2 separate regions of the Mus musculus genome follow, and region 2 is linked to region 1. The links are chromatin loops, found by intact Hi-C in ENCODE. Cell type or tissue: left cerebral cortex. All regions are shown on one strand.

The links. Peaks named below come from ENCODE experiments on the same cell type or tissue, not always from the same donor. Only the 100,000 strongest peaks of a DNase experiment are listed, where the experiment ranks them.
Region 2: it touches region 1 in a loop (4-fold over the local background); 7 of 42 quality-filtered maps call a loop at or near these places.

Annotation. Positions count from the first base shown.
Region 1 is chr8:10,052,200-10,054,699 of GRCm38, reverse strand. No RefSeq gene overlaps it. Among named protein-coding and RNA genes, the nearest start is that of Tnfsf13b, 47 kb to the right of the region's middle. In left cerebral cortex, a CTCF peak has its summit at 1,070 (motif pointing left); DNase peaks (open chromatin) are centred at 822 and 993; H3K27ac peaks cover 553 bases.
Region 2 is chr8:10,153,103-10,155,602 of GRCm38, reverse strand. Myo16 (myosin XVI) reads right to left here and starts at 1,692. Exons shown (of 35, transcript NM_001319151.1): 1 at 1,357-1,692. In left cerebral cortex, a CTCF peak has its summit at 1,114; DNase peaks (open chromatin) are centred at 1,137, 1,540 and 1,881; H3K4me3 peaks cover 1,565 bases; H3K27ac peaks cover 1,222 bases.

The DNA of each region.
Region 1 (2,500 bases):
CTATATTTACTGCTGGGGCCCTTGTTGTCTTAGTCACATCAAAAGTAGACAAAGATGGAGAGTTGGCTCGAAGGTAAGAGCCCTTGCTGCTCTGGTAGAGAGTTTGGGTCCTGGTACCACCAGGTCAGGCAGCTCACAACTATTTGTGACTGCAGGGGATCTAACTCTCCTGGGTACTCCTGAGCACTGATCCATATATATGTGCAGAGAGAGAGAGAGAGAGAGAGAGAGAGAGAGAGAGAGAGAGAGGAGAGGGAGAGAGACAGAGAGACAGACACAGAGAGAGACAGAGACAGAGAGAGGGGGGAGAGAGAGGAGAAAGAGAGAGAAAGGAGAGAGAGAAGAGAGAGAGAAAGGAGAGAGGGAGAAAGGAGAGAGAGAAGAGAGAGAGAAGAGAGAGAGGAGAGAGAGAGAGAGAGACAGAGAGAGAGACAGAGAGAGACAGAGAGAGGAGAAAGAGAGAGAAAGGAGAGAGAGAAGAGAGAGAGAAAGGAGAGAGGGAGAAAGGAGAGAGAGAAGAGAGAGGAGAGAGAGAAGGGAGAGAGAGAATACAGAAGCAAAAGCAAGGTCCTGTCAGTTCTCATCCAGAACGTCAGGTCCTAAGTGCCTTCCAAAAGTCTTCCTTTGTCTTACCCCTTCTTGGCAATAGGCACACTGTATCAAAATGCATCTCTGCTTTGCAGTGTTAAAGAAGATCAGGTCTCTTGTCTCTGAGATACAGCACTGAGCTCTTCCTATGCTGAGCTTGCTCACCCACACTCTCCAGATGTCTTCTGCTCTGCCCTCACTCACCATTGCAGCGTGGCTGTCATCTGCTGCAGCCCCTGAGAAGGGATGAACACAAGAGAGTGAAGAAAGTGTGGGGCCAGGGTATGGGCTTTCCCTAACTAAGCAGGACAGGTGATGTGGAGGAAAGAAGTCCCTGTAATTAAATTCAACTCCTCTTTCAAAGAGGCTGCTTATAATTAGCAGAAGCATTCCAGATTTGTGGTTCCTCTCTATCTCTAAGAAAGGCTTTCTATTCTTAGATGCTCCGAGCAGAAGCAACTGCTGTGCTGCCCCCACCTAGTGGCAACTACTATAAAGCCTTTTATGCTCAACATTAAGACGCTGGATGGGACTGAAACCCAATTTTCTCATGGTCTTAATCTTTCCCTGTAATAAATTAAGCCGCTTGAAAATTATATAAAATTTTTAATGATGAGAATATGATCTTGTGAAGCTTTGAATTTGTGGCTGACAAAGAAAGTGTTTCTTGTAATATTAAAATTACACGAGACATCATTTTCAAAGGGCATTATTGTTCTCAGTGAGCTTAAATAAATAAGTACTCTTTCACAGAGCCTTGCCTCTCTTCTAAGAAGAGGGTGTTTTCACACAAGTTCCTGATTAAGGTCAGAAATCTGGGTGTTTGCTCTGAGCAGCTCTCTCTCTCTCTCTCTCTCTCTCTCTCTCTCTCTCTCTCTCCCTCCCTCTCTCTTTCTCTCTCCCTCCCTCCCTCCCTCCCTCCCTCCCTCCCTCCCTCCCTCCCCCTTGTTTAGGAACTAAACCCAAACTCATGCATGACAGTCAATGACTCTACCACTGAGCCTTCTTAAGCAAGCAGCAGAACAGAACCGAGGGAATACCCTGACAGCTGACAGTAGGGAACCTGTTCTTTATTCTGGTTTTTTTTTTTTCTCACAAACATCATAAAAATGACTGATCCCTGAAGACAATCTCTCTAATGGAAGAGGATCTTTAAGGCTGCTTCAATTAATTGCTAGTAGTTACAGGAGGCTTCGTATTAAGAAATAGCATCTGATTAGGCTGAAAGCAATTTAGCCAAAGTAATTTGGCTCACTACAACTGGGGTGAATATGAGACATTCCACTTAAAAGCCTAATTGAAAATGAATATTTAGCAAATGATTTCTCAATCATAGTGCTTCTTAAATAAATTGCTAAAATATCTGAGTCTACTAAGTCTTTGGGGGCCATAACTCTACTCACTCTTTGTTAAGTTATCATTTCTTCTGGCTTTTTGTTGTTGTTTGTAACAGCAAATACATTGACAGATGCAGGTCCTCGAACTTTGGTAATTGTGACACTCTGGATAGTCTTATGGGTATTATTTGGAGGGGAGATAATTTCATCTACTTCAATATATTACAAAGATTTAAATAAAAAATTATAAAAATACATTTAAGAAATTGTCAAAGATACAGGAATAGTGAAAGATAAGACATTACAAACCCTACCAGTAGACTGAAAGGAGTTTGTCGTTTCAGGAGAAAGTGAGTGTTATTTTACTTGATTGTCCTGGGGGGAAGTATACACTTGGTTAAGCAATATTGGCACGGTCACCTGTGCCCATTCGGCGATGGATGGAGAGGTCTGGAGATGGAGCTGCAGAGATCAATTGGCTGGATCAGGCGAATGAGAGGCTTCTAGAGGGACTGACATGGGAACAACCCTTCTCTGAGTGGGATAGTTTGTTCAAACATTAACAAGGAAGTGGT
Region 2 (2,500 bases), 100 kb before region 1:
ATCCACCAAATATAAGTCTTGTGGGCTCACATTCGTCTCCCCCTTCACTCACCATAGAAATGTTAAAGTTAACTGTCCATCACTGGTACCTCTGTAATATTAACAACTGAACCCTTTAAATATACCAAGAGCAAACTTGAAGCAACTCTGGCTCTGTAAGGAACCTGCAGAGGTCCCTCCTGAGCCTGGCTTTCATTCCAAGATCTCATGGGTGACTTTGATGCCTACCCTGATTCTAAACTAAATGTTTCAGGACAGGCATGACAGGGTGACAAGAGCATCACAGACCCTGGCAGTAATGTGGGACAACTGTCATCCTGGCAGGACACCAGAGACTTCCCATGACTCTCAAAGAAAGTCCTACTTAAAGCGTCTCAGAAACACATGACACGTGCATGCATGTGTGCGTGCATGCATGCGTGCGTGCGTGCCTGTGTACACACACACACACACACACACACACACACGCGCGCGCGCGCGCGCGCTCGCACCTTGCACATACATGAGGGTAAAGACTGGTCCTTACACCGTCCTTTTTGTGGCGAGCACAGAACAGCCAGGTCTTGCTTGACCTGGCTTTTTGATGGCTTCTAAAGTGATCAATAGTCCCTTCAGGTGACAAGTGTTGAACACAAAGTCTTAACACACTGACCCCAAATCCATTCTGAGCCACAAGTGAGGAAAAGGCACAGATAGCTGGCCAGGTCTCTGAAAATCACTATTTCCTTTCAGAAGATGTTGAAGGTGTCCAAGAGACTAGTTAAAAGGAGGGCTTCTGCCTATCGAGGTGTTTAAGAAAGGAAAGGCAGCCTTTGTGGTCCTGGGACGCACAGAGCTGTAAGTCCTGACCTGCCCCTCACTTTGTCCCTGGCCTTAAGACAATGGGAGGTTGAGGCCAAGGGTCAGAGGGATATGTGCAAGAGGCGCCAGCTGGCAAGCTCTTGCCAGCATCATCTTTGTTCTCCCAAGTCTCATTTCCATCCCCAGAGAAGAGGAAGAAGTGCATCCCATCGCCCGGGAGCCTTTGCATAGGTGACAGCGCCACATCTCCCATGGCAACTAGAGGTTTCTTTCTACAAATTGCCAAATTTGCCTCCTTGTGGTTAAATCCAGAGTTCTAAGAAAGATTCTGGTCTTGGCCTCCTTTCCCACATCCCAAAGGTGGCAGGGTCCTTGCTGGAAAGGAATTAGAAACCGCTTCACCACTCCTCATGCCCCACGCCCCATGCCTGTCCAGCGCTCACTACAGCAGCTGGGACAAGCGCTGGCGACCCTGCGTGGTCCCTTCATGCTACAGGACCCGGAACCTCGGATTCTCCAAGTTCCCTACATGAGACACCCTGCCGCCGACCCTACCTGACGAAGAACGATCCCCGGTGCCCCGGGATCCAACAACGGACGGTCCCGGCGGTTCTGCTCTGCTCCTGGACGCCGGGTCACGGAGCAGACTGGCGGAGATGTGCTGCGCTGAGACGCGATGGGGACCCCGACTCCACCCGTTGGCAGCTCGCAGCCCCCGCCCCTCGGGCCGCAGCCGCGTCCCTGCCACTCGGTCCGAGCTCCGCCCCTCTCCCTACACAGTCCACAGCTGGGTTCCGTCCCTTCTGGTCCTCCTGGTTCCTTTGGGTCTCCACGCAAGAACAGGGCGGTCGCCTGGTCCTGGCGCCCTCCCGCCTCCCCGCCGCGCCCCGCGTCCCTCCCTCCTTCTCACGCGCTCTCACGCGTTCGCGGAGACCGCGCCTCCCAGGCTGGCTCTGCTACCCTCCCTCGGGGTCCTATCCCCTCCCCTTCTCCAAGGATGTGAGAAAGGGTCTAGCGCTTCAAACTTTTCCGCCCAGACTTCTGTAAGACCGCAGGGAACCGGATGGCAATGTGCACTGCACAGGGGCTCCCCTCGGACATCCCACCAGAACAAAGGCCATGCAGTCCTGGCAACTGTGGCAATTGTCCAGACAGAATGGGTGACCAATTTTAAAGCTACAGAAGCCAGTACAGTCTTCTATGTCTCTGCCATTAGATATTCTGCCTTAATAGGCTTGAAATTGGGAGTTTGGGCGCAGGACATTAGGAAAGCATGCCAGGACTGTAATGCATTCATTTGCCGTGACAAAATACAAGATGTGCCTGCCCCCTTAAAATTTGGTTTTGTGTCAGCTCTGTAAAGTTTGCTTGTCTGTATTTTACCAAAAGTGGAGAATGTTCTGTTAATTCTGGGATGGTGTGTGTGACTCTCTCTCTCTCTCTCTCTCTCTCTCTCTCTCTCTCTCTGTGTGTGTGTGTGTGTGTGTGTGTGTGCATGCACATGCACCCAGAGACCAGCACCGTATCAACGGGCACATGGATAAATGAGTGTGTAACTCAGGCTAGTTCTTGGACACATGCGGATAAACAGTACAGCACAAGCCCATATGACAACGGAGAAACTGCAGATAACTGGACTTAGTACACATTTTACACTTTGCATGTAGGTGTTATTCGAAACGGAGTTGGGTCTTTTAAA